2 separate regions of the Homo sapiens genome follow, and region 2 is linked to region 1. Evidence: read pairs that join two places in POLR2A ChIA-PET (ENCODE). Cell type or tissue: K562. All regions are shown on one strand. Links, peaks and the distances in the headings refer to the core of each region. The heading gives the core; the rest is flanking DNA.

Region 1 (13,256 bases), core at 10,634-13,133:
CCTGGTGGGTCTGCAGAGCAGCTCCCTTGGCACTGTATGGAGACCCTCTGCGTGTAGGTGTGTCCCTGGAATGTTCTAGCCTCCCCCTTTGAACTTGGTGGGATCTAAATTTGGACTCCCAGCTTTATCACTCGTGCTTGACTAAGCCATTTTATGTTTAAGGCTTTTGGAGATTTCGTTCATCGGGGAAAGGTCTGAAGCAAATATTAACAGGTCGGCATCCCTCCCTCCTCACCCATGCTCTGGAAACGGGTGGTGGCAGAGCTCCACTCACTGTCCCGTGCCCTCAGGGTTCACACCATGGACAGGAGTCAGGATGCTGCTTCTCCCCTCTCCCCACTCTGACAATGAGTTTGGGCTTTTTGGGGAGGAAGAGAGGGAAAAGAATGAGATTTCGGAAGAGGACTGCGGGGCTGCCTGAAGAGAGATTTGCCTCAGAGGGGACACTGCTTCTCACCCCTTCATCATAGCATGGCTGTGACGTGGGAGTGTGTATTCTAGCCACTTCAGAAGGCATGTGTTAGCTTCCCCAGACTCATCGCACACACAGCAATACAGATAACATCTGTCATGACCTGAAACTATTTTTAGCTCCATGAGGCCCCGCTGACTTGGCTTACCAAGATGGGTGAGGCTCTCCGAAGAGAGGTCATCGTCAAGCTGGAAGACCCATCCTTGTGAATGCAGGGGCTTCTGACAGATGAGACGAGAAAGCAATTCAGTGGACTTTGCACGTGTTTAAAAACTGAAAGAACCGTGGCCCTGTGTGTCTTGGAAACCATCATCTCTAAATTTAATCTCAGTTCAACTTCTGCAGCACTTAAGTTTAGAAAGATTCGTGAGCTGTGACCTTCCTCGAGAAGGCAGCCCTCATTCTCTCTCCTCTGCCTTGCGTCTTTCCTGGTGACTGTCCCAAGTCACTCTTCACCACAGCACAGACAGAACCTGGGGCTAACACGGGGGAGAGGAGGGAAACCAATTTCTCTTCCTCAAAGTTGCATTTCAAAACAGTCCTTCTAACAGCTGTCTTAAAAAATTTCACTGACATCTGCAAGTTGGTAAACGCTGCGGATAAAAGGAGTTTTTTTTAGTGGTTTGCTCCTTCCCACTTCAAAACGCTTTTTTGGGACACACATCACAGCTGAGGGTCAAAGGACACGGGTACAGAGAGCGCCGAGGCTTTGGTCATAACCCCAGTGGGCTCCCACCCTCAGCATGAGCCAGGCATTCTATTTTTATCACCTCTGTTTAATCTCGCATCACTCCAGCGGTTAACCTTTTGCAGAAGATGAAGGAAATCGGAAAACAGGTCAGGCCACCTCGCAGGTGCACCAGCCAAATCCCCACAGTGAACGCCGAGTGGGGCTGACTGACTGTTCATGAATGGCCACAGCAATATTGTGTTGTCTCACATTCCCTGCCACGTCCCCTCCCCGTGAACCTGGGGTGGGGTCCTTGTCACTGCCGCCGTGGAGTGCAGGAAAGGTGACGCTCTGTGACGTGAGGCCGAGTTAGGAAAGGCCACAGAGCTTCCATCTGACCCTCCCGATGTCCACCTTAGGAGGGCAACCGCCATATTGTGAGGAAGCCCAGGTCCCTTTCTGAAAGTGACCCTCTTTTTTTCGTCTCCCCTCTTTATTCTGGCACAGTTACCTCCCAGGTCACTGTCATGCCCTTTAGAAGCCATGCAAAAGAGAAGGGTATGGATGAAGGTCCTAATGCTACATCTGAGCTTCTCTGAAATCAACACATACTTGTCCCTTTGCATTTTCCGGGACTGGGACCAGGAGCCTGCTGTCTGGCTCTGGCTGCCCTGTTTGTCGGGTTTCCTCACGGTATGGCAGCTGCCTTCCTAAGAAGATGCCCCTCCTCCATGGAGAGTCTCACGTGGGCAGGAACCAAGGCCTGAGATTCCCAGCCAAATTCCACTTGGCAGCCGTGTGAACGAACACTCCAGTCGAGCCACAGGGGCAAACCGTCTCCACCGAGCTCTGCCCAAGTTACAGATTCATGAGCTAGACTGTGGTGATTTTAAGCCACTAAGTTTTGGGTGGTTGTTTGCAGCAACAGCCACCAGGCTCCGGCTTTCACCTTCTGTTACTGCAGGGTGCTCTGCCGGCACCTTCCATTGGTCACTTTCTGAAAGGCCTAGCTCTTCATCTCCCCTCCCAGGTCACTGTTACGCCTTTTTGAAGCTACGCAAAAGAGAACGGGACGAAGATCCTAATGCTACTTCTGAGCTGCATCTTTGCTTCTCTGAAGTCAACACGGAGTGGGACCAGGACCGGGAGCCTTCAGTCGGCCTCCACCAATGTCAGATTCACAAGGAAGCCTCAGCCCACCTCACCTGCATAGCCCTTCTAGTTTTAGTTTTGTATTTTGTTTTTCTTAGAAGCCCTCCATAACCGTGTGAGCCACCCACCCACAAAAGGTCCAAGCTGCCCTGTTCTTGCCTCTCTCCAGATGAGGGTGCGCGAGCTGTGACCCCGCCCTCGTCACTCCGAAGGGATTCCGCTGTCAGAACCGGAAGTCTCTCTCCCAGAGACCCTCCACCACAGGCTGAGGGGGTACGTGTGACAATAAAAGGGTCAATTCCTCAGGAAGACACAACAATCAAATGTGCAGGGACGTAAAGGAGCTTCAAAGTGCAGGAAGCAAAATCCGGCAAAACTAAAGGGAGACAGATCAAACGCCCAGCCATGGCAATAATACCCCTCTCTCAGCAACTGACAGAACTAGACCGAAAAAAAAAGGAAAGACAGATCATCTGATCACCACCTCCAGCTACTTGGTACTGACAGCGCGGCCACCTTTGCCAAGAAACTGTCCCAAAAACATCACCACAGTTGATCTTCCCCACGGTGAGCTGTAGCCGCCTCAGGAATAAGGGGGCCTCTGCCCTCAGTGCACGTCAGACACCCTCACCTCCTGCAGTGTTTGTCAGAAGAGATGCCTGGAGAGCCCCGGTGAAGTCCGTCAGGATCAGGATGCTGTTAGCGCCACAGAACGTGACAGTGTGTGTGTGCATGTGGTTGACGCCTGAGATGATAGAGACAAAACCCCGTCACTTCCCCGTTAGGGAGGAGACTCAGCCTTGGAAGCTGGGTGGCAGTGTGGAGCCTGTGTGCCCCCGGGGTCACTCCTCATCTGAGCCAGCCTCTCCAGCTCCAGCTATAAATAACTGAAGGGCAGGCCCACAGCCTGGAAGGAGACAGGACGCACGCTGCTTCCTTCTGCCTCTGCAGGGGAGGGGGCTCTGTCCCAACCTCAGCACAGTCCGGCTTGTACTCCACGAGAAGCACCCAGGATCAGGGAGGCCTCTCCATGTGTGCAGGCCCCTGGGAGCGGCTGGCTGGGACTCAGGAGTTGAAGGAGGCGCCTGAAGACAGGTGGTCTGTGGCTTCTCCAAAGAACTTTTTTTTTTCTGGAGACAGTCTTTCTGTGTGGCCCAGACTGCAGTACAGTGGTATGATCACATCCCACTGCAGCCTCGACCTCCTAGGCTCAAGCAATCCTCCCACCTCAGCCTCCTGAATAGCTGGGAACACAGGCATGAACCACTTCATCCAGCTAATTTTTTAATTTTTCTTTTGTAGAGGCAGAGTCTCACCATGTTGCCCAGTCTGGTCTCAAACTCCTGGCCTCTCAAAGTGATGGGATGACAGGCCTGAGCCACCACCCAGGCAGACCCTTCCTCTTTATCCCTGGCAGGTCAGTAGTGGCCTCAGCTACTGGACAGTGCTGGCCAGCATCCTTAGGGAAGGAGACGTAGGGCAGCCCCTGCTGTACTAACTCTCTTCCCCATCCCAGGGACGGGGGGCCGACTCTGCTCTGGCGAGTTTTCGGGCACTCAGCTTCCTCCTCAGGGAGGAGAACTTGTCCCCCAGCACCTTGCGCAGCCCCACGCTGTCCCTGCTGCTGGGTGGGTCCTGCCTGGTGGCCGGGAGCTGGCCCGTGAACATCTCCCAGCGGTCGAGGGCGTCCACGGCTCTGTCCACCTGCACCAGGTCCTCCTCTGCCACTTCCCGCTGCAGGGCCTGGATGCACATGGCCAGCCACCGTTCATGCTCCTTGATGGCCTCCGCAGGGCCCCCAGGTGGCAGCGGAGCCTCTGAGGCTGCCAGGTAGCTCAGCCCTTCCTCTGGCCCCGAGGCGAAGGTGTGACTCCCGGCATCAGGGGTGAGGGGCTCCGACACACTGGTGCCGGGCTCCGAGTCACTCTCACAGCACATGCCCGAGTCGGCGCTGGCAGGCGGGGTGTCCTCCCACACTGACGGCTCCCCCGCCTCCTGGCTGGGCCACGTCCCCACCACCGCCTGAGTCCAGGTGTAGAGTCTCTAAGAGGGAGAAACACAGGCTGAGTTTGCTCCGTGCCAGCCCTTGTCTAGCCAGGGAACTGCCAGGAGACCTCCTTACCTAAGGGGACCCCACCGTCCTCAGTTACCCAGGGGCGGGAGTCAGGCTGGTGGTGTGAGGGCTCTTGTGACCAGCACCCTTTGAGGACTCATGTCCAGGCTGTGCCAGAGTCAGAGGTACCCACCCCCAAGAGCTCACCATTCAGGAACTTCGCAAGCTCCTTGTCATCCAAAGTTAGAACACTTAACATTTTTCGATTTTTTTAAGACAGAGGCTCACTCTGTTGGCCAGGCTGGAGTGCAGTGCTGCGATCTCAGCTCACTGCAACCTCCCCCTCCCAGGTTCAAGCAATTCTCCTGCGTTGGCCTCCTGAGTAGCAGGGATTTTACAGGTTCCTGCCAGCATGCCTGGCTAATTTTTACATTTTTTAGTGGAGACGGGGTTTCACCATGTTAGCCAGGCTGGTCTCAAACTCCTGACCTCAGATGACCCACCCACCTCCGCCTCCCAAAGTGCTGGGATTACAGGTGTGAGCCACGGCACCCACCCAGAAAGCGTATAATTAAATAAAATTTAAAATTTTAAAGCAAAGGTGTGGGCATGGTGGCTCACGCTTGTAATCCCAGCACAGGGAGGCAGAGGCAGGAGGATCACTTGAAACCAGGAGTTCAAGACCAGCCTGGGCAACATAGTGAGACCACCAGGGGGAAAAAAATGTAAAGCAAAGGCAGTACTTGAAACTCACTTCCTAAATGTTTTCTCCATTTCACTCTCACCTCTGCTCTCAAGGTTAGTCTCCTCTCCTGCATCTGTACAGGGGACACACAGTTTAACAAGGTCCCACTGCACATCTGTTCCCAACTCAGCACTCACTGACATCACATTGGGAGCTCACATCAGCCATCGTGAGACTGTTTACACCACAGGAAGTGGCAGAGACCACAACAAGTCAGGCTTTCTTCAAGAGGCATTTCACTGATTGCTGTCAGTGGACAGCAGTGACCTTTTCTGGCCAGGCCCTTGGTCAGCTCTCCAGCACCTCCCCAAGCCCTGGGACAGCAGGTGACCTCACATCCACACCACTGCCCTCCCTACAACAGCCAGGAGGGCCAGGCCACCCTGGAGTGCCTTTGCCCTGGCCCTCTTCCCTCCACAGCCTCAGGAGATGGTGCTCACGGAACGGAGAGAGCTCTGGGCAGGAGGAGGAGCTACACCCTCCAGCTCAGATCCAGGTGGATCCAGGCTATGCCAGGTCAGCACGTGTAGGGAGGGGCATACACTTTCTAAAAGTTCATGTCAGATGGTTGCACAAGACCCCAGGTGAAGGCATCAAATGAGAGCTCTCAACCCTTTCTGCAGACCAAGCTGCCCCTGTGCCTGTTACACAGCCTCAGGAAGGTACTAAGAGCTGCCCCTTGACGGGGCACAGCTGGCAGCAGCAACCTTTACAAGGCATCACCAGGTGCTGACCAGCCATCACGCCACCTGTACCCTCGGGAGATGCTCCTACCCTCAGCCATGGCTGCGCCTGGGTTCCCCCCAAGTCACAGGCTCTTCTCCTTACACTTGGAAAAGCTGTTTCCTCTGTGCCCCCTTCACCTTCCCTTGACTGCCAGAGTCTTCAGAGAGGATCCCTGCAGAGAGATTCCAGCACTGTGAGCTAGAAATGCCACGGCCTCTAGTTCAGTGTCACCCAGGACCCTGCAAGATACAGCTCCTCACTCTACCCCAGAAGGAAGGAGGGCCCAGCTAGGCCCTGCAGGGGATTCTGACAGGCTCGGTCCGGGAACCACACCCCCACTTGCCTCAACGGGCGGGAGGAGGATGCAGGGGCTTTCCAGCGCGGTTTCATTGACTGCTCTGGTGCCTGTACGCAGTGAGCACCTTATAACTGGTTGTAGTCCAAAGCTGGGTTTGAAGAAAAATTACCACCACCTGCCTTTGCACTCAGAACTCAGAGTAAAGCTTTTGAGCTTGCAAACAAATGTCCATGAATACGGACGAGCCCTTTGCTCGGCAACCCCACCCAGGCGACAGAGGGAGTTAGGAATGGAGGCCACCTCCAACAAGCCTTGTTGTGTCAGCTCCCACCTCCTCGCAAGGGGCCTGTGCCTCCTCTGAGCAGCAGTGACCCAAGTGTGGGTGACGGGAAAGCAAAGAGAAAGTTACCCTGGGAAGACCGTGCCACCCGCCGGCTGGGCTCCAATGCCAGCTCTTCCTGACAGAGGGAGAAAAGCCCTCGTCCCCACTCGACCCCGCTGCAACCTCCCAGTCACAGCCACCACACGCGGGCCCTGGCAGGACTCGATCTACTGCCAGTGAGATCCGGATGGAGCTCAACCCCAGCGCAGGTCCCAGGGCTCTGCACTGCCTGGAACCCGGCAGTTGACAAAGCCTGTGTGCGGTCCCCATGCCCTGCGTAGCCTCCAGGCGGCGCTCGCGGGCCTCCGGAGCGCAGGTCCCAGCAGCCGGGCAGCGCAACTCAGCCACTCACCTGGTACCTCTCGATGAGCCTGAAACCCAGGACATGCTGCAGCTTCCTCAGGCAGATGGGACAGAGGTCCAGGGGCCGCCGCAGGGCCTCGTCCAGGCTGAGCGCACCCTGCATGAGGCAGCGGAGCCAGCGGCAGTTCCCCAGGCCCAGAAGGTGGCAGAGCTCGTGGCACGTGACCTGGGGGGAAGGCCACCAAGCACCTTGCCTCACTGCCTTGCCCCTGCATCCGGCAGATCCCCAGGCAGCCCCAGCAGGACCAAAATGAGGACCTGGGTGAGGCCAGATGGCCGGGAGGTGGTCCAGGCGCCCTCCCCCTGCCCCAGGCGGCACAGGCCACTTTCAGGGCCCCAGGGGAAAGGTGAGTCAGGGTGGGAGGCCACACAGGATAGGGGCTTGGGGCTCTAATCCCTCCCCTGCTGCTTCATAGCTGTGTAGCCTTGCTTTCCTCATTCCATAGAGTTAGGGGTCCATCCACTTCACTGTGAGGATGGGGCAGTGTAACAGACCGAGGCACCAAGGGCTCAGACAGCACCCTCCTGTCCCCTCTTACCAGCCCCAGAGCCCCCACCCACCTTGCAGCACTGAACCATCCCCAGGGCACTGAAGCACAGGGCCCAGCCCCTGTCCTGCAGGGGGGCCTCGGGGCCGTCTGCTGCTGCCTCTACCAGGGCCAGATCAGGGGCGCTGGGCCCCGACTTCGGGAATTCCCCTGAGAACCGGGCGAAGCTGCAGACGCCCACTTCTGGAGAGAGATGGAGAGAAGGGCACTCTCAGGGGTCAGCCTTGGCTCTGGGGGGCCCACCGTCAAACCCACCTCATGCTCTCATGCAAGCTGGCCATGGCCCAAAGACATACCAGTCCTGGGAGGCCCTGTCCTGCCCACATGAAGTTGGGCCCTGGGGCAGACGCCACAGCTGAGGAACAGCCCCTATGCCATTCCTCAGGAGGAGCTGGAAGGGGCCATCTATTCCCATGCACAGGTGTTGACTTCCACCAGGAGGGTGCTTGAAGCAAAAGCAAAGAGGGTGCCCTGCAGCCACGGAGGCCACAGCCCCATGCCAGGCTACCCCCCACGCACAGCTGCTGGGGCCCCGGCTCACCGTGCCCTGGAAGGAACTTGCTGAAGGTGAAGCTCCAGGCCTCATGGGGGTACAGGTCAGACAGTGTGAGGCCCAGCACACACAGCGCGTCCCCTGGCTTGTTGTTCTTCAAGAAGGACAGGATGCCGTCTGCGGGGAGAGGGCCAGAGGATGGGGTCAGGAGGCAGCCGGGGACCCCCATCTTCCAGGCTCAGGCTGGCACCCCGTCATCCTCTTCCTCTGCCTGGGCCCTGCCCCTTCCCAAGTCAGGTGTGGGCCACCAGCGTTTGGTGTGACCTGAGGGCACACAGTACTGCATGATGTGGAGTGACAGCCAGGGCCATTTGGAGATCAGGACATGGTAAGTCAAAGGCCATGGACAGCCCAGTGGGGACGCTGGAGAGGCAGCCGGGCCAACAAGACTGGCGCTTGCAGCCCCAGGAAGGAGAAGCCACCTCAGCAGCTGAGCGACAGCCCCAGAGAGTCCACGTCTCAGCCCTGGGACCTGTGAGTCCCCACAGCCAAAGGGGCTGCAGATGATTAAAGATCTTGGGATGGAGGCGTTTTTCTGCAGCAGCCAGCTGAGCCTGATGCCATCACAAGAACCCTCGGTAAGGCCGGGCACAGTGGCTCACACCTGTGATGCCAGCAACTCGGGAGGCCAAGATGGGCAGATCACCTGAGGTCAGGAGTTCGAGACCAGCCTGGCCAACATGACAAAACCCCATCTCTACTAAAAATACAAAATGAGCCGGGCCTGGTGGTGCGTGCCTGTAATCCCAACTACTCAGGAGTCTGAGACGGGAGAATTGCTTGAACCCAGGAGGTAGAGGTGGCAATGAGCTGACATCACGCCACTGCCCTCTAGCCTGGGCAACAGAGCCAGACTCCATCTCAAAAAAAAAAAAAAAAAAAAAAAGCCCTCGTTAGAGGCAGCAGGGGGTCTGGGTGAGAACGTGAGGCCTGAGGGCACTGCAGGGCTGGCTCGGAGGAAGGACCATTAGCCAAGGATACGGGTGCCTCTAGAAGCTGGAAAGGGCAGGAAATGGATTCTCCCTGGAGTTTCCTGGAGCCAACCCTTGACTTTAGCCTGGGCAGTGGGGGCGCTCCTGACCCACAGCACTGTGAGATCACAGTGGGTCATCCAAGCTAGCAAGTTGTGTAACTTGTTAGCATGGTTCCCCGGAGCATGAGTGTGGACAGATACAGGAGAGGCCCAGGGGCTGAACCTGGGCACGATGGCATCAAAGCCGGGAAACCAGAAGCCCAGGGAGGGAAGGGGGCAGAGCAGCCACCACGGGCCCAGGAAACCCGGAGAGGGTCTCAGAGTTAGTGTAGAGAAGAGGGGTTGCGGCACAGAGGCACACCGGAGAAGTGTTTTCCAAGGAGTTCTACCATTAAAAGGAACAGATTGACAAGGAGGTTGTTCTGTGTGTGTGTGTTTTTTTGTTTTTTTTTTTTGAGATGGAGTGTTGCTTTGTTGCCCAGGCTGCAGTGTAGTGGCGCTATCTATCTCAGTTCACTGTAACCTCCGCCTCCCAGGTTCAAGCCATTCTCCTGCCTCAGCTTCCTGAGTAGCAGGGATTACAGGCACGTGCCATCACACCCAGCTAATTTTTGTATTTTTAGTAGAAAGGAGATTTCACCATGTTAGTCAAGCTGGTCTCAAACTCCTACCCTCGTGATCCGTCTGCCTCGGTCTCCCAAAGTGCTGGGATTACAGGCATGACCCACCACAGCTGGCCCTGTGTTTGTTTTTGAGATAACATCCCATTCTGTCACCCAGGCTGGAGTACAATCACAGCTCACGCTGCAGTCTCCACCTCCTGGGCTCAAGCAATCTTCCTGCCTCGGCCTCCTGAGCAGCTGGGTAATTGATTGACAATGATGCTAATGAGGTGATGATGATTGACAGTGATGATTGTTGTGGATCAGGCTATGTCCCCCAAAAAGACAGGTGGAAGTCCTAACCCCCGGAACCTGCCATTGTTTGGAAACAGGATCTGTGCAGATGTAATCCAGTTAAGATGAGGTCATGAAGGAGACCCAGTGACTGGAGTCTTAGAAGAGACGCAGAGGCACATGGCGTAAAGCTCACGGGAAGTCAAAGGCTGAGGTTGGAGTTGTGCATCTGGAAGCCACAGAGGGCTGGGCATTGCCAGCAACTTCCAGAAGCTGGAGGCAGCCAGGAAGCACCCTCCACGGAGCCTTCTGAGACCACGTGGCCCTGCCAAAACCTTGGTTAAGAACTGCAGGCTCCAGCGATGTGAGACAAGAAATGTCCCTAAGCCACTCAGTTTGTGGTACTTTGTTACGGCAGTCCCAGGAAACCAGTACAGTGATCCAAAGCATGCTACTCTCTGGGCAAGATGGCAGGACCCCATCTCTACAACAATCAAAATAATTAGCCAGGTGTGATGGCACGTGTCTGCGGTCCCAGCTACTTGGGAGGCTGAGGCAGAGGAGCCCAGGAGTTCAAGGCTGCAGGGAGCTATGATCGCACCACTGCGCTTGAGCCTGGGTCACAAAGCAAGACCCCATCTCTAAAAAAAAATTAAAAACCAGGCTGAGCTGACCCCACAAATGCAACCTGGCATACCCTCTGAGTTCCACCTGCTTTTGAACCTTCCCGAGTGCATGTCCTTTTCCCGAGGGCTCCCCCGTGCACCTTCTGAAGTGTGGGGCTGGGGAAAACAGCAGTTTGTCCACTAAGCAGAGGGGGTGGAAAGCCCTGGAGTGACCCTTGTGGGACTTGGTGCTGTCTCTGAGCTGCCACAGGCCTGGCACCAACAGGTCAGAGGCCATAACAGGTGAGACGCACCGTGTACGGCGTGGGGGAGGTGAGGAGAGCTGAGGCTGCAGAGGCCAAGCCTGAGAGGCACGGGGTCCCCGGCTGTGTTTTAGGGCCAGGGCCAAGGCAGGCCACATTGTCCCCAGACCCCACTGTAGGACCTCAGGGGCTGGGGAAGCCTGTGGAGTGTAGGCTGTACCCAGAAAGCAGGCCAGGACAAAGAAACATGCCACCCAGGGGATGGCACCCCACCCCAGCCAGGGGACCCCTATCAACCCCCAAATCTCAACAGTGGCTGCTCCCTGTAACAGTACCCTAGGGAATTTAGACAACCCTCCCGCCAAAAGATGGCCAGACAGGCAGAGTGAATGATAAAGAACAGCTGCTTCCAACACCCACGATGGGGAGGAGTGGATTAAGGAGAAAGGTTTGGTGGCCGGTAGAGGGGTAGAGAGCCGCCCTCTATATGATTATGGTGATGGCCACGTGATGTATGCGTGTGTCAAGACTCAGAACCTTACACTAAAAAGGATGAATTTTACTATCTAAATTATACCTCAATAACCAAGGCAGAGACCTAATGAGAAAAACGGGGAGGACTGGAGCTCAAACAGATGAAGCTGGACTGTTTCTGGGGTGGGGGAGTGGGCAGGATGACCCTGACATGCTTCCTGCCCTGGGAGGGATGCGGAGCCCTGGGGACCATCAGAATGACCCAGAAAAGCTTCATGTCTTTGTCCCACAGTCAGCCCTTTGGTGCCTGGCAGAAGGAAAAGAAAATCCTCTATGGTGAAAAACATCGGCCCAGGCCAAAAATTCTCAAAGTTAAACTAATTTTTCCAATAAGATGCGTAACTAACAATCAAAAATAACAAGGCACAATGAAGCAGGATAACTGAGACAAAATTAGCAGAAATAACAAATACAGGCACATGGGCACTCCAGATAGTGTAATCATCGGACAGACGGTCAAGCAACTATGTTCATGGACATCAATGCTGAACTTAAAGAAGTGTCATAGGCAACTGAGACCTATAAAAATGTGACACTGGGCCGGGCGCAGTGGCTCACACCTGTAATCCCAGCACTTTGGGAGACCGAGGCAGGCAGATCACCAGGTCAGGAGATCGAGATCATCCTGGCTAACACGGTGAAACCCCGTCTCTACTAAATATGCAAAAAAATAGCCAGGCACAGTACTGGGCGCCTGTAGGCCCAGCTACTCGGGAGGCTGACGCAGGAGAATGGCATGAACCCAGGAGGCGGAGCTTGCAGTGAGCCAAGATCATGCCACTGCACTCCAGCCTGGGTGACACAGCAAGACTCCGTCTTAAAAAAAAAAAAAAAAAAAAAAAAAAGCGTGACACTGCTAATTTCAAAAAGAATCCACTGGAAACTGTAGAACTCACAAACATGACAACTGAAATTAGGAACACAATATATGGGGGTTGTGATTTTTTTTTAATGATCGGGTCTTGTTCTGTCACCCAGGATAGAGGGGAATACAGTAGCACGATCACAGCTCACTGCAGTTTCAAACTCTCAGCCTCCCAAGTAGCTGAGACTATAGATGTGTGCCACCACTGCCAGCTATTTTTATATTTTTTGCACAGACAGGGTCTGGCCTAGTTGCCCAGGCTGGTCTTGAACACCTGCTGTCAAGCTATCCTCCCACCTCAGCCTCTCAAAGTACTGGGATTACATGTGTGAGCCACCATGTCCAGCCTCAATATATGGGTTTAAGAGTACCTTAGATGAGGCCAGGCACAGTGGCTCACGCCTATAATCCCAGCACTTTGGGAGGCCAATGCAGGCAGATCATGCGGTCAGGAGATCCAGACCATCCTGGCTAACACGGTGAAATCCCGTCTCTACTAAAAATACAAAAAAATTAGCTGGGCATGGTGGCAGCCGCCTGTAGTCCCAGCTACGCGGGAGGCTGAGGCAGGAGAATGGTGTGAACCCGGGAGGCAGAGCTTGCCATGAGCCGAGATTGCACCACTGCACTCCAGCCTGGGCGACAGAGCAAGATTCTGTCTCAGAAAAAAAAAGTACCTTGGATGTGACTCCAGAGAGAGTAAGCCTTAGCCAAAGGATGAGAATAAATTCAGACTAAAGCATGAATGATCATAAAAGATATTATAGAGAAGAGAGTAAGATGGATTAATATACATTCAGTTGGAGTCATAGGAGAGAAGAGAATGGGGCAGAGGTGATAACTGACAAAAGCAGCAATGGCTGAGAGTATCCCAGAACTGATGAAAGCTGTCCATCCGCTCATTCCAGCCCCTTTGAGGCCCTCCCTAAACTTGAGTCTAGGTTTCCTATCCACCAACAGAGCCCTCACTTCACCTCTGCCTCTCAACCCTGCCTCACACTCTCCAGTCACCAGCGACCCTCAGGGAAGGGGCAAGGGCTTGAGGGTTGAGATCTAGGCACGTGTAAAGTACTATGCAAAGACGGAAGGTTGGAGCCATGCTGAGTGGCCTTAGAAGGGCTCATTTCAAGCCAGTGACGGTGACTCACGCCTGTCATC
Region 2 (15,603 bases), core at 11,765-14,264, 92 kb after region 1:
TTTCTACAAAACATTTCAAAAATAGAGGCCGGGCGCGGTGGCTCACGCCTGTAATCCCAGCACTTTGGGGGGCCGAGGCGGGTGGATCACGAGGTCAGGAGATCGATTCCATCCTGGCTAACATGGTGAAAGCCCGTCTCTACTAAAAATACAAAAAATTAGCCGGGCGTGTTGGCGGGTGCCTGTAGTCCCAGCTACTCGGGAGGCTGAGGCAGGAGAATGGCGTGAACCCGGGAGGCGGAGCTTGCAGTGAGCCGAGATCACGCCACTGCACTCCAGCCTGGGCGACAGAGCAAGACGCTGTCTCAAAAAAAAAAAAAAAATTAGCCTGTCCACGCAGCCCCACCCACCAGCTAGGTTTTGTTGCAATGAGCACTGTGCTGAGAGTTGTGAGACCTGGGACTTATGTCAGGCTTGGCCCAACTGCTATGACCCCTTTGGGAACCCATGTCACCGACGGGGGAACTTAGCGTCCAGTTTCCTATTTTAGAGATGGGGAAACTGAGGCTCCGAGAAGGGAAGAGATTCATCCCACACCCATAGCCCTGACTCACTGAGGAAACAGCCATTTTTTTAAAAAAGAATGAAATCATGGCCTTTGCCGGAACATGGATGGAGCTGGAGGCCATCATCCTAAGTGAGCTCACACACCGCACGTTCTTACTCATAAGCAGGAGCTGAGCAATGAGTAAGCATGGACAGAAAGAGGGAAACAATAGATACCGGGGACTCCAAAATGGGGGAAGGGCCGAGCGCGGCGGCTCACGCCAGTAATCCCAGCACTCTGGGAGGCCGAGATGGGTGGATCACTTGAGGTCAGGAGTTCGAGACCAGCCTGGCCAACATAGCGAAACCCCATCTCTACTAAAAATACAAAAATTAGCTGGGTGTGGTGGCACATGTGTGTAATCCCAGCTACTTGAGAGGCTGAGGCAGGAGGATCGCCGGAGCCCAGGAGGTCAAGGCTGCAGTGAGCGGTGATTGCACCACTGCACTCTACAGCCTGAGCAACAGAGCAAGACCTTGTCTCAAAAACATAAAAACAAAAATGAAACGAACAAACAAACAAAAAACAAAATGGGGAAAGCTTTCTTAATGCTCTGATGCTTTCAAGGGATGTTCGTTGTCTGCCAGTAAATTCCTGCTCTGGGGGTGCCGGGAGCCGGCTGAGTCTGAGCAGGATATTCATCAAGACCCAGGACTACCGTCTCTTCCTGGCGGCCTCCAGTGCCCCAATTCCAGGAGCAGTGGGAGAGGGTATCTGGCCACTCTGTGGGCTGCAATTGGCATTGGTGACAAAGGCTGGCTGAGTCGCTGTTGGCAGGTGGACCACCGACCCCACTGCCTGAGCTTGGTGAGTAAGACGTCTTTCACCGACCTTCAGAAACAGGCCAGCAGCGGGCGTGGAGGGAGGCGCTGGGGCAGAGTGGGTGGGGAGGGGTTGCCGGATGGATTCTCACCTCCCTCTCGGGAGCCCCGCCCGCTGCTCTCACAGGACCACAGGCTGTCACAGGCTTGAGCTGCCAAGGAGACACTGCTCCCCCTCCAAGAGCAGAGACCTTTCGGCCAGGCAACTCTCTAAGCCTCAGTTTCCCCAGCTGTAACAGGAGGAGGGTCATGCTTCTCTCCCTGGGTGGGTACTGGGATTATGCTGGAAAAGGGGTGTCCAAGGCCAGGCCCCACATAACCTGCGTGCTCTGCCCCATGTCCCCTTGGGGGACCCTGTCCTCACCCCACATCCACTGTGTCTCTGTCTGGCCTGGGCAAGGGAGTGTCCTGCACCCTCTAGGTTTCAAAGCCTGGATCTGACAAACTTCACTCCCCCACGCATGGGGAAAGGCCAGCTCAGCTTCCTTGGCTGGTTTTCTGGTCAGGGTGGGCCCAGGAGCCCAGGGAACCCGGGGTCTCCCTCACTGGGCCGGGCAGGCTGCTGGGTCTGGGGATCCTCTGGAGAGCTGATCCTCCCCTTGACATGCCATTTCCAAGGCAGGGGGCCCAGGAGGGAATGCAGGCCCCCCCAGCACCCCGGAGGCTTTGTCCAGAACACAACACCCTGGAGACCCGGCTCAGCGTGGGAGGAGTGCTGTGCGTGGAGGTGGGCAACAGGCAGCCCCTCCGTGGCCTCCACCCCTCTTCCAGCCCCCAGCCTAGGACAAGCACGGAAGGTTCTAGAGGCCGCTCTAGGGGTGGCCTACTTGCCCGGAGGGGCTCATCTCATGGGAAAGGTCTGGAGGCAGGAGGTGGGGCCTTTTTTGGGTCACGTGAAGATGTCCAGGGGCCACCTGGGGAAGCCCTTCAGAGGCATCACCATCCTGCCCCTGGCAGGGCCGCCTCCTCCGGGCACACCCAGTGCCAGCCACCATTCAGGAAGGGCTCTCCAGCTCCACTCCTGCCAGTCTCAGCTCTGGAGGCTCGGAAAAGGAAGTGTCTTGCTCAAGGTCCCCCGGAGCACGGGGCAGCAAGGCCCTGCCCTTTGTCCTGAACTTCTCTGCACCGCCCCAGTTCATCTCTGTCAAGGAATCTGGCCTGCTGCCCCCCTGCCAGCCCCTCCCTGGCCTCCCAGGGCCTCAGGACCAAGTCCAGAGTCCTCCCAGGACTGGCGAAGCCTCCACATCGCTCCCGGGGGTGGGGGGCAGTGCAGGGGCGCAGGGCTCTGGAGAGGAGCAGGCAGAGGCTTCTGGAAGTGAGATGGTGATGGCAATATTATGAGGGCCAGGGCCGGGCCTGGGATAGACGCTTAGGATGTGTGTCTGGGATGAATGGTGTTTTGCTCTTCCAGAGCTCTGCCGGCTGGCATAGGCCCTCCCCGCCCACTGGCTCACAGCTACCCAGAGACAGGGCCAGCACACCCTTGGGTACAGATGGTGAACCTCAGGCTTGCCACAGGTCGCCCGCAATGGGGGGTGGGGGGTGTGTTGCGGGGGGTGGTGCTGGCTGGAACCCTGGGCTGAATTCTTTTACCTGCAGGCCCAGGACCCCCATTTTCCTTCCCAGACATCCCAGCTGGGCCTGCAGCCTGGCAGGGAGGACGTGGGATGCAGGAGGCCCTGCCGGGCTTAATCAGTTGGGCTAGAGTGGAGGCCCAGCTCTGGGGACCCAGCCCAGCCTCCGTGGACCCCAGAAAGCCCTCTCTGCTCCACAGGGTCCCTGTGAGCACAGAAAGGCTGGGGCAGGAGGAGATGGGGGCAGGAGGAGCAGGGGGAGGTGGGGGCAGGAGGAGCAGGGGGAGGTGGGGGCAGGAGGAGCAGTAGGAGTTGAGAGGAGGAGGAGGAGGAGCTGGGGCAGGAGGAGCTGGGGCAGGAGGAGCTGAGGCCGGAGGAGCTGGGACAGGAGCAGCTGGGGCAGGAGCAGCTGGGGCAGGAGCAGCTGGGGCAGGAGGAGCTGGGGCAGGAGCAGCTGGGGCAGGATTTGCTGGGGCAGGAGGAGCTGGGGCAGGAGGAGCTGGCCAGGATGTGGCTCCATTCCAGGGGGAGGGGTAGGTGGAATGTGCTCCCCCTCCCCTGCCTGGCCAGGCCTCCTTCCCCTCTGCGTCTCTTGGCCAACAGCCAGGCTGTCCCCTTCCGGGGGCCCTGGGCTCTCTCCTCCATGGGGTCAGCACGTATGTGGTTCCTCATCAGCCCATGACGTCCCCTCCCGCTCCCAGCCTCCCCTTCTCAAATGCAAATCCGATCCTGTTCCCACAGCTCTCAGGGCAAGGTCCCCCAGCCCGGCCTCTGTGTCTCTCCTGAGCCCTGTCGCCCCTGCCACACCTGACCCACTGTGTCTGGCCACCTTGGGGCCCTTCCCATCCTGGAGGTGGGGGCCCTGCTCCCTTTTCCTCTGGAAGGAGGCTGATAGTTCCCTGGGCCTGGAAGGTACTCGCCTCCCCCACCTGCTCAGCTGCAGCCCCGACTCCCTTTTCTGGGATACCAGAACGGCTCCCCAACACTGGGTCTAAACCACCTGGGTCCACACCACCCTAGAGGGGAGCCCTTGGCTGTGGTCTGCCCCACTTGGGTTCTCCACACCTAAGCCAGTGGAAATTTGGTGAGTAAATGAATTTAGGATGGGTGAAGTGGCTCATGTCTGTCATCCCAGCACTTTGGGAAGTCGAGGTGGGAGGATCGCTTGAGGCCAGGAGTTTGAGACCAGCCTGGGCAACATGGCAAAAAAAAAATAAAACAAAACTTAAAACTTAGCCAGGTGTGGGAGCACACACCTGTAGTCCCAGTTACTTGGGAGGCTGAGGTGGGAGGATTGCTTGAGCCCAGGGGTTCAAGGTTGTAGTGAGCTATGATTGCACCACTGCACTCCAGCCTGGGCAACAGAGTGAGACCTTGCCAAAAAAAAAAAATTATTTCCTGGCCCCAAAGATCCAGTCCTCACAGAGCTTAGTCTAGTTGCAAACAGACGAAATAAACCCCAATATAATGTGTACAAAGTGCCCTCAGGTGCAATAAATACTAAAACACACACGCGGGCTGGGTGCAGTGAGATTACAGGGAGGAGGAGCTGATCGTGAAAAGCTTCTCAGCAGAGGATCACCCAGGCCGGCTCCACGGGAAGGACATTCCTGGCAGCAGAAACAGCACAGGCGAGAGGCCAGCTGGAGGTGGGGGAGGGCCCGGCGTTTTCCGCAAAGGCCCGCGGTCAGGGGTGTGTGGCTGGAGGGGAGGCCAGACGAGGGCAGGCGTGGGGTGCCGCGTGGAGCTGCTGATGGGATCCAGGGTGCCACGTGGGACCTGAGCAAGTCTGTGGAGCAAGGGGCTAAGGAACGGCTCACCCTGGTTCTGGACTAAGAGTCCCGTAGTAGCGGTGGGGAGGCGAGACAAAAGCCCAGGACCCCAGAATCAGTGGTGCCAGAGGGAGATGAGGCTACTCTATACTTTTCTGTTTTTCTTTTTATAATGTGTTAGATATCTTTGTTTTTTCTTTGAGACAGAGTCTCGCTCTGTCACCCAGGCTGGAGTGCAGTGCATCTCCAGCCTCCCAGGTTCAAGCGATTCTCGGCCTCAGCCTCCCGAGTAGCTGGGATTACAGACACCCGCCACCACGCCCAGCTAATTTTTGTATTTTTAGTAGAGACGGGGTTTCATCATCTTGGCCAGGCTGGTCTTGAACTCCTGATCTCATGATCCACCCGCCTTGGCCTCCCAAAGTGCTGGGATTATAGGCGTGAGCCACCATGCCTGGCCAGATATCTTTTTTAAGAAACAAAATGTTGGCTGGACGTGGTGACTCACGCCTGTAATCCCAGCACTTTGGGAGGCTGAGGCGGGCAGATCACGAGGTCAGGAGATCAAGACCATGCTGGCTAACACGATGAAACCCTGTCTCTACTAAAAATACAAAAAATTTAGCCGGGCGTGGTGGCAGATGCCTGTAGTTCCAGCTACTCGGGAGGCTGAGGCAGGAGAATGGCGTGAACCCAGGAGGCGGAGCTTGCAGTGAGCCGAGATCGCGCCACTGCACTCCAGCCTGGGCGACAGAGCGAGACTCCGTCTCAAAAAAAGAAACAAAATGTGACTGTAAAATAGAAATGGCCCATGGGAAACAGCCAGGTGAGTATGTGAGGGGAGGCATCGGATCGGAGTGGGAGCATCCCTCAGGGTCAGAAAGGGAGGAGCATCAGGCTTAGGAGGTGGGAGGATGAGGCAGGGGCTGAGATTGGGAGGCCGCTGAGCTTGGCATTGGAGGGTGGTTCTGCAGGCTGAGGCTGAGGGGTGAAGAAGGCCCTGGTTTCATTCTGGGACAGTTCAAATAGAAGTGGGGGATTCCCCTTCCCCCAAAAAAATTATCCTTCATGGCCTGGTGGCTCACACCTGTCATCCTAGCACTTTAGGAGGCTGCGGTGGGAGGATCGCTTGGGCCCAGGAGGTCGAGGCTGCAGTGAGCTATGATTGCACCACTGCACTCCAGCCTGGGTGACAGAGCAAGACCCTGTCTCTACAAAAATAAAAATGAGGCCTGGCGCGGTGGCTCACAGCTGTAATCCCAGCATTTTGGGAGGCTGAGATGGGTGGATCACTTGAGGCCAGGAGTTCTAGACCAACCTGGCCAACATGGCAAAACCCCGTCTCTACTAAAAATACAAAAACTAGTTGGGCGTGGTGGTGTGGGCCTGTAGTCTCAACTACTCAGATGGCTGAGGCACGAGAATCGCTTGAGCCCGGAGGCGGAGATGGCAGTGAGCCGAGATCGCGCCATTGCACTCCAGCCTGGGCGACAGAGCGCGACTCCGTCTCAAAAAGAAAAGGAAAAAGAATGAAAACATTAGCCAGGTATGGTAGCACACACCTGTAGTCCCAGCTACTTGGGAGGCTGAGGCCAGAGGATTGCTTGAGCCCAAGAGGTCAAGGCTGCAGTGAGCTGTGATTGTGCCACTGCACTCCAGCCTGGGGTGCAAGATCTTGTCTGTAAAATCAATAAATACATAAAATTTTTAAAGTATCCTTCACAAAAGAGGGAGCTGCCTTCTTAAGTCCTTAGAAAGTATCTCATAGCATGAGGCTCTCAATTAGTTTATTTTGACAGCCACACACTGTTTGGGAACCGACGGAGGAGTCTGAAAGCTGGGAGCAATGTGTATGGAGGTCGCCTGGCAGAATCCACTAAAAAGATGTCAGAAATAAATTTAACTCAGATTAGTCATTTTTCCAGGAGCAGAACCTCACATTTGCAAGCATTGGCTGTCTTTGTGAATCAGACTTTAAAACGTTTAAAAATACAGCCAGCGGTTCCACTGTGGAAACGCGATCATAAAGTGACACCACCTGGACCACCGTCCTCAGGTCCAGCACACCGGCACTCGTGGCTTGGGGAGAAATGCTCCAATCATGGCACACCCTGTTCAGAATTTTTTTTTTTGGGACAGAGTCTTGCTCTGTCGCCCTGGCTGGAGTACAATGACGCGATCTCAACTCACTGCGACCTCCACTTTCTCCGGTTCATGCAATCATCCCACCTCAGCGTCCCAAAGAACTGGGACCACAGGTGCATGCCACCATGCCCAGCTCATTTTTGTATTTTTGTAGAGAAGGGGTTTCACTATGTTATCCAGGCTGGTCTCACACTCCTGGATTCAAGCCATCTACCCGCCTCGGCCTCCCAAAGTGCTGGGATTACAGGCGTGAGCCGCTGCGCCCGGCAGGAGCAGATTTCTCAGCCGTCACGTGGATTGCAAACAGCTTAGATGGAAGTGGAGATGTCGTGCACGGGAAACTGTGTTAGAGGATCCAAAACATGGGGACGAAGCTGCTGGTGCAGCCAAGTCCTGGGAGCACCACCAGAGGCATGCTCCTAGATCAGTGTCTTCTTTTAGCTATGACTTGAAATATGCATGATGTGTGACCAAATTAACATATTAATTATTCACAAGTTGGCATCTGACACTTTCGTCCACACCTATAAAAAGCTCACACTTTCAAGTTGGCTGGATGGGTTTTCTTTTTTGCAGTCTCCTCTTTGGAAAAGTGGAGCCTCACATAGCTCAGGCTGGCTTGAGCTTCAAGTGCGCGCGCGTGTGTGTGCATGTTTGTGTGTGTGTGTGTGCGCGTTTTATGTGTATGTATGTTGTCATGTGTGTGTGCCTGTGTGTACGTGTGTGGGATGCAAATTTGTGTATGTTTCTGCCCTTGCAGGTGTGTTTGCATGCATGTTTGTATGTTTGCATGTGGGTTTGTGTGTATTTGTACGTGTTTGTGTGCACGTCTGTGCGAAGTGTGTGTGTGTCTGAGAGTGCATGCATTGGTGTGTGCATGTTGGTTTTGTGTGTGTTTTCAAGTTTGCATTGTTTCATGTGTGGGCATGTGTTTGCAGGCATATGTCTGCTCATGTGCAGGTGTTTGCATGTATGTTGCATTGTGGTGTTTTGTGTGTGCACGTGTCTTTGTGTGCGTGGACATGCAGCAGTCTGGCATGTTCAGGAGTTCAATTTTGTCTTGGAGCCCGTGGGAACTGTCTGGTGGGGTCACTTGGCCTCACTGCAGATGTGGCAGCAGAGTTGAGGGCTGCTGAGGGGGTAGCCCCTGTGGGGCCTGGTGAGAACGGGCAGGGAGACGGGGATGATCTCTAGGTTTCTGGCAGGGACAACCATGTGGCTTGTGATGTGGTTTACTGAACAGGGAGCAGGTCATGAGGGAAGATAAATTGAAGCCGAGCCAAGCTGAATTGGAGGCATCTGAGACAAGAACGTGCGGACGCCCAGTGGACGATCCAGGCAGGCTGGGGTGTTGGGGACGGAGCCGTGGATACACCCATACTCAACAGGCAGAGGGTAGGACCGGGTGCCAGAGCAGAAGAGAAATCCCGAAAGCAGGGAGGAGTGATGAGGCGGGAAGGGTGCACTCTCGGGCGAGGGTAGCAGGAGCGGTGAGCATAGTGGAGCCAGCAGCCCACAGGGTGCTGGAGGGGGAAGTGGGTGAGAGAAGGGAATGGGGCGGGGCGAGGCTGCAATGAGCGGGAACCAGCTCCCTTTGTATATTTTATGCGAGCTTCGCCCCAGCCCACCCACTCACACCCTTCCCTGCTTTCATTCCTTTGCGAGCCGGGCCTGGGAAGGGAAGGGCTGGTGGGGAGGAAGCCCCCAGACAGGGCTGCCATGAATGGCAGCCGTGGGAGCCCTGGCAGCGCTGGACTCTGTCCTTTGAATCCCAGGCTGCTCTGGGACTTAATTAACGAATAGCTCAGGGGCACCCTCTCCTCTTATTCAGAAAGGGACACAGCACCATGGTAACGTCCCCAGGTTCCTGAGGCAGGCCCCATCTAATGGGGCTGGCCCTCGGGGCTGACACTGGGCCCTGCTCCCGGGATCCAGTGGGGAGGTGCTGGCCAAAGGCCATTAGCTGGCACCCACGCAGAGACACGCCACCCTGTTCTGCAGCCCGTCATTCATATTCCAAGCCCGACAGCAGTGCTGAAAGGAGCGAGGGACTCAGAGGCTTACTTCTTTTTTTTCCTATGTCCCCCAGGGACCTTGGAGGAATCTCATATTTAAAACTGTCTTGGCAAGAGCTTGTGGTGACCCTCACTCGGTCTTTGAGGAGGCCCTCATGCACTCAGCGCACGTCTGGGAGCACCAAAAACCAGAGGGCTGGATGGGGAAGAGGAAGAGGGTTCTCCCCGTGTGCCTGTGCGCGTGCGCATGGATGTCCACGCTCACATACTTCCATGTCTATCCATACCCCGGCCCACGGTGGGTGGAGGCCTGAGGTTGGACCTTCTCTCTCCTCCTCTCGCCAGTTCTAGCTGAGAAGCCCCCACAGGCTGCCTCCTCTCTGCTCCTGGGTCTGAACCCCTAGGGGAGATCACAGCTGGCGACTGCGGGGGCAGCGAGCTTGCAGCGGGCGAGTGCCTGGTGCACCATGCTCTCCAATGCCACAGGCTCCCTCAGGCCCTACCAGCTCGTCTGCAAAGTGCAAGTCTGCAAATGAACCGCTTGCCAGGACAGCACACAGGCCATCGGAGTGTAAAGATGGGCTCGGGGCAGGCCACGGTGGCTCGCACCTGTAATTCCAACACTTTGGGAGGCCAAGGTGGGAGGATCGCTTGAGGCGAGGCATTGGACACCAGCCTGGGCAACATAGCAAGGCCCCATCTCTACCAGAAAAATATATTTTATTTATTTATTTATTTATTTATTGAGATGGAGTTTTGCTCTTCTTGCCCAGGCTGGAGTGCAATGGCTCACTGCAACCTCCACCAAAATAAAATTTTATTTATTTATTTAGACGGAGTTTTGCTCTTCTTGCCCAGGCTGGAGTGCAATGGCTCGCTGCAACCTCCACCTCCCGGGTTCAAGTGATTCTCCTGCCTCAGCCTCCTGAGTAGCTGGGATTACTGGCATGTGCCATCACGCCCGGCTACTTTTTGTATTTTTAGTAGAGACGGGGTTTCACCATGTTGGCCAGGCTGGCCTCGAACTCCTGACCTCAGGTGATTCACTGCCTCAGCCTCCTAAAGTGCTGGGATTACGGGCACGAACCACTGTGCCCCACCCCTCAAATTTTGTATATTAGCCAGGTGCGTACCTGTAGTTTCAGCCACTTGGGAGGCTGAGGTGGGAGGATCACTTGGGCCTAGTAGTTCGACTAGCCTGGGCAACTTAGCAAGTCCTCATCTCTACAGAATTTTTATTTTTATTTTTTTGAGACAGAGTCTCGCTCTGTCGCCCAGGCTGGAGTGTAATGGCGCCATCTCGGCTCACTACAACCTCCACCTCCCAGGTTCAAGCAATTCTGCCTCAGCCTCCCGAGTAGCTGGGACTACAGACGCACGCCACCATGCCCGGCTAATTTTTGTATTTTTAGTAGAGATGGGGTGTCACCATATTGGCCAGGCTGGTCTTGAACTCCTGACCTCGTGATCCGCCTGCCTTGGCCTCCCAAAGTGCTGGGATTACAGGCGTGACAGAAATTTTTTAAAAAGTGGTTGGGCACAGTGGTGCACACCTATAGTCCCAGCTATCTGGGAGGCTGAGGCAAGAGGATTGCTTAAGCCCAAGAGTTTGAGGCTGCAGTGAGCTATGACTGCACCACTGCACTCCGGCCAGGGCAAGACAGCAAGACCCTATCTCAATTTAAAAATATACATATATTTTCACACACACACACACACACACACACACACACATATAAGATCGATAGAGAGAAAATAGGCTTGGGCAAATGCCAGAGCCAACCACAGTAACTGTGGAGGCTTCGGACAAACTCCACTCAGGATTTAGGGCCCCAGGGCAGGCAGCCACAAGCACACAAAGCCACAGATGCTCCTTGTTCTATGCAACAAAATATTGGAAAACAAAACCCAGATATCAGCTCCTTTTGGTCGTTTCCATCTGTGTTTGATTCCTCAGTAAATTATTCTTTCCCTGCTCCTGAAACAAAAATGAAATCAAATATGGAGAAATAACTCCCTCACGCACGCACATTTTTGTGTCCTCATATCTAAGGAATAGATATTCGACGGGGGACCGGGGTGTCAACAGATGTATCCGAGTTCATGCGTGGCAGGGAGCTGGCGGCGGGACCCGTCCCTCCAGCTGGCTCTCCAACCCCAAGCCTGCATTACGACCACGGCAAAATGCCAGAAGCCCAGAGAAGCGGGGTTTCTGAAGCGGATCGTTTGTTCAGCCCGAGTGCGTGGGGCAGGAACACACCTGGAGGTCATTAAAGAGAAGTCTTCACGGGGCACTCAAGGCACACTGCAAAACAACTTTTTATTTAAAAGGCCAATAATGAGAATAATGAGTTGCACAAGAATGAAAACCTTATCCCTTCCAAAAGATCGGCCTATACATTATGTATAAAGTTAGAATAATTCTAAATACAAAATGCCAAAGACCAGCGGGTCCACTCCTTCCTCTCCTAAGCCATCTTGACAGTTTCACATTTCAGCTTCCAGACGTCATTTCTGTTGCTTTTAAGGGTGCTTACCCAGCCGTGGTCTGTACCAGACAGGGTAGTTGGCACAGCGTAGGCACTGCCAGCAGGCCCTTGGGAGCTTGGCGAGGTGGGAGCCTTGAGAAATAGCTGGCTCGGACCCATGGCGGGGTTTGTGTGTCAACTCCCTGGTCCTCAGAGAATCCGAGCCACGGGAGAGCAAACGCTGCTTCCAAAACCAAAGGAGGAATTTTGCAATCGTTTAGACGGGTTATAATAGAATCTCATTCAGATCTTGAAGGTTATCGGTGCTTTCTGCAGGTTTTTATTCCTCAAAAATGCAGCCAAGCTTTGCTGTGCTTATCTTGGTGGATCTGAGCTAGGTTGGGCTATCTTTTCCTAATTCAATTGCCTTTTTTTTGCAAGGAAGGGGGTTTCTGGTCCATCGGAGGGATCAAGGGCATGGTCCTCACGTCTCGTCAGGAGACAAAAATAGACATTCAGCAGACAGACCACAGCCAGCGCATGCGACCAGCGTCGTTTGGCTATTTTAGTCTCTTCTTAATACACAGACAAACGAGCAAAGAAAAAGCTACTTTGTCCAACACCGGGCCCTGGGTTGGAGTTTAGCCCTGCTTGGCTCTGCCCGCTAGTCTCAGTCAGGTCACTCACCCCAGGCCTGCGGGAACGGTGGTCTTGGTGGTCTTCTCTGGCCCTTCCACCTCTTCTGCCTTGTGGGGACCACCCAAGCCCTCTCCCGACTTGCCCAGAGGCTGCACGCCTCTCTGGCATCACAGTCCGCACGGAGCCTGGCTGTAAGGCTCCACTGAAATCCCCCCGGCGCTGGCTTCGTGCCCCAGGCACACCCACCTCACTTCTGCCTCTTTTCTGCTGGTTTCTGGCCTGTTTGGTCCCAGCCCCTCCCTGCACTCTCTCCGCAGCTGTCTGGTGGGTGATGTGAACCAAGGGACACCCAGGGTCATGGCACTGCCTGGATTCAGTTTGGTAATCGTCGGCAGTCTGTCCCTGGCTTCTGAGCCTGGGGCCTCCTCCTCTTTCTCCCCATCCTGGATGAGCAGGACACGCTGGGGAGACAGCGTCCTACAAAGGCCTCCTAAGAGCTGTGCCCTGTGCCAGGAAAGCCTCCTGTATCTCCAAGGATGTCCCTGGAGCCCTCCAGCTGGTGCCTCTGCTGAGGTCTGTGAGCAGCGGGAATAGGCCTCTAGGGGAGGAGTTGGGGACAGGCCTCTAGGGGAGAGCACACCTCCGGGTACTGCACCTGTGGCTCACCAGCCACCTGCACGGGGCCAGCTTCAGCCTCAGCAGTGTCAGCTCAACAGACGTGACTGCTGTCAACACAGTGGGGCCAGGCCCTGGAGACTGACATCTCCTGTGGCTGCTTGTTTAAAGGGCATGGGATAGAGAAAGAGTGTGTTATTTTAAAGCTGGACTACCTAACAGCCTCTGATAGCAGATACAGCTTTGCTGCTGTTCTTGAAGTTCAAGGTGATGTGGAGGTGTTGCAGTGACAATCAGTACACCGTGAACAACACCTGCCACCAACGTCGACCCTGAAGTGGTAGATGGGGCCTGCTTTGGCACTTGACGCTGGGGCAGGAGTCCCTTTCTTGGGGACTCACTCTCTACTTCGTCTCCCCCGGGAGTTGTCTACTTTCCTAGGCCCTGCCAGCAGCCCCCACAGCTCCGCCCAGCCCACTCCACCAGCTTGCTGCTCCCATGGCTCAGCCCCACTCACAGCTCACCCCTCCCATGGCTAGGCCCCATCCACAGCTCACCCCTCCCATGACTAGGCCCCGCCCACAGCTCACCTCTCCCGTGACTAGGCCCCGCCCACAGCTCACCTTTCCCATGGCTAGGCCCTGTCCACAGCTCACCCCACCCATAGCTAGCCCCATTCACAGCTCACCTCTCCCATGGCTAGGCCCCACCCACAGCTCGCCCCGCCCACAGCTCACCCCTCCCATGACTAGGCCCCGCCCACAGCTCACCCCTCCCATGGCTCCATGGGCTTCTCTTCCCCTCCTGCCTAAGTCCCCGCAGGGCCAGAACCCCTGGCCCCCAGGCCCTGGGGCCGTGGGCAAGGAGGCCTCTCCGCTTGGTACTGTCTCCATGGAACAAAACCACACTGCAGCGTTCCAGGACCACAGAACAGCCAGGCAGGCTGTACCCAGCAAAGGGGACTGGTGACCAGCACTGGACACTGGGCATCAGCTGAAGACACTGGCTTGAGAATGCATTGCCATTTACCCAGCGAGCTTCAAGATGGATGCTGGCTTTTAAAAGAGCAGCCCAGCTGCACCAGAGGACATGGCGGTTTATGTATGGAACATTGGCCTCCAAGCCTGAGGCAGGAAAGCCCTCTCCATGCCTGTAACCCAAAGCTCTAGGCCACTGGTTCCCAAGAGTGAGCACGTCCCGCAGAAACAGCTTGGTTTAACAAGTGGGAGCAGCTGCCACAAGAGAACGGAGGGTCTCCCCCAGCGAATGTGCAGGTGTCTCACTTTCTCAGGGCTTTCGAGGTGGACTGGCTCCTAGGACCTGAAGCTTTGAGCTGGCAAGCAGGGATGGCTTGGGACAGCGCCCCAGGGAGTGGACCCGGGCGGGTGGGGTGAAGGCAGGGGTCTAAAGAGGGCCTGTGTCAGTTACACAGTCCATCAAGTTACCAGCCAGTTCAGTGGAAAAAAAAATGGACTTGGCAACCCACAGACCAAATAAGGAAAACACGTACACAAGCCAGGCCCCCCGCTGACTCGCTTCCACCCACTGCAGAAACAGAAGCTAAGTGGAGACAGGGGCCAGGCTTCGAACCGCAGGGTGGGGCGGGTCCTGCACTTTGGGTGGCCCCATCCCTGAGTGACTGGGAGAGAACAGGCTGGGCTGGGGACACCTGTGTCCTCCTCCCATAGAGCAGGTGGACATGCAGAGCCTCCTCTCTCCCTTTCACAAGCCACTGTGTTGGGGCCATCGGCCTTCTGACCGCCACAGAGAATGACCCAGGCTCAGCTTAGGTGACTCAGAAGGCCGCCATGCTGCAGAAAAGGCGCCCAGGGGTTAAGCCTGTCCCCGTGGACGGAAGCCTTGGGAGAAGCTGTCAGCTGTGTAAAAAGGGGCTTTCTAACCATTGGGTCTCTCCTGAGACAGCGGCCAGCCCCGGCAGGAGTCCCCACAGGGGTGCTGTGGAAATGCAGACACCAGGCCTGGGCTGTGCAGGGGTCTAGATGCCCCTGAAGGCCCGCCCAGGTCTAAGGCTCTTCCTCTTGACGCCCCAGCAAGGGCTAATCTCACACACAAGCAAGAGATGGGCACTGGACACTGTGCGCTTCCCCCAGGAACTCCCTCCTAGGCCTCTGCAGCTGCTGGCTCCACAGGCTCCGCACGCCCGGCCCAGCCCAGCCCAGCCCAGCCCAGCCCAGCCATGGAGCTTGGGAGTGCAGAGGCCGCACACATGGGGTGACGGGGACTGTCCCAGACACCAGATGCAACACGCCCCACCACGAGCCTATGCTGTCCCTTGGAACGGCGAGCCTGCCTCCTCACCCTCCTCTCCTCCTCTTCCCCGGGTGGCCCCACACAGGCTAAGGCTCCCGCCACCAGCTTGGGAACAGACATCACCCTGCTGTTCTCAGAAGCAAGTGTGATGCTGCTTTTGTAATTGGGAATTTTAAAAAATCTTGGTCTCCACAGTGACAGAATCCAACCAAATTCCTTCCTGGGAAGGGCAGCTCTGGAGGGCAGTGCTCCAGGGGATAGCAAGGGTGACGGGAAAGGACGGTGTGAGCGGGTGGGGCATGGAGTAAGATCATTTGGGGACCTGGGTGTCTTTAGCTCCTCACTGGCTTGGGACAGGCCGTGTTTTGCTGTGGGGATGGGGGAAGCCGGTCTCACACCTTCCTAAGGCACAGCGGGGTGTGTCTGCCTGGCCTGCTGGGCTGAGATCGAGCAAATCCTGGTTGTTGAGGGTGTCACCAGGAAGAGGGGGCATGGTGTCGGCGCTGGTTGCGGATAGCAGCTCCTCACGGTCAAGGTCGTGGGCAGGCGGCAAGGTGCTGTCAGAGAACGTGTCACTACAGGGCTCCCTGGCATCTGCGAGTTCACGGCAGATGTGTCTGTTGGCACTGAAAATCCACCATCCGAGCTGCAGCTGGAGATGAGGGGGATGCGAGCCGCTGGCCCTCCCCAGAGAATAAAGTAAAGGCATTTGGGTCTCCTTCCACAAACAAAAGCA

What was found. Peaks named below come from ENCODE experiments on the same cell type or tissue, not always from the same donor. Only the 100,000 strongest peaks of a DNase experiment are listed, where the experiment ranks them.
Region 2: POLR2A ChIA-PET joins it to region 1 with 5 read pairs; 5 of 35 experiments call an interaction of 5 or more read pairs at or near these places.

Annotation. Positions count from the first base shown.
Region 1 is chr7:2,703,411-2,716,666 of GRCh38, reverse strand. It overlaps AMZ1 (archaelysin family metallopeptidase 1), which reads right to left. Exons shown (of 7, transcript NM_001384743.1): 4 at 7,951-8,079; 5 at 7,423-7,592; 6 at 6,851-7,027; 7 at 1-4,337. The coding sequence ends at 3,789. Among named protein-coding and RNA genes, the nearest start is that of AMZ1, 22 kb to the right of the region's middle. RefSeq lists enhancers at 1,041-1,090, 5,184-5,343, 5,984-6,033, 6,044-6,263, 6,409-7,104 and 1 more and silencers at 3,326-3,525, 6,704-6,863. In K562, for the core only: no CTCF peak of the experiment used is centred there; no DNase peak of the experiment used is centred there; H3K27me3 peaks cover 400 bases.
Region 2 is chr7:2,610,301-2,625,903 of GRCh38, reverse strand. IQCE (IQ motif containing E) reads right to left here. Exons shown (of 22, transcript NM_152558.5): 22 at 11,176-15,603. It overlaps LOC107986760 (a long non-coding RNA gene), which reads left to right and starts at 3,716. Exons shown (of 3, transcript XR_001745069.2): 1 at 3,716-4,026; 2 at 8,103-8,254; 3 at 10,928-11,321. RefSeq lists enhancers at 2,116-2,625, 14,684-15,257, 15,258-15,603 and a silencer at 3,415-3,709. In K562, for the core only: no CTCF peak of the experiment used is centred there; DNase peaks (open chromatin) are centred at 13,303 and 14,167.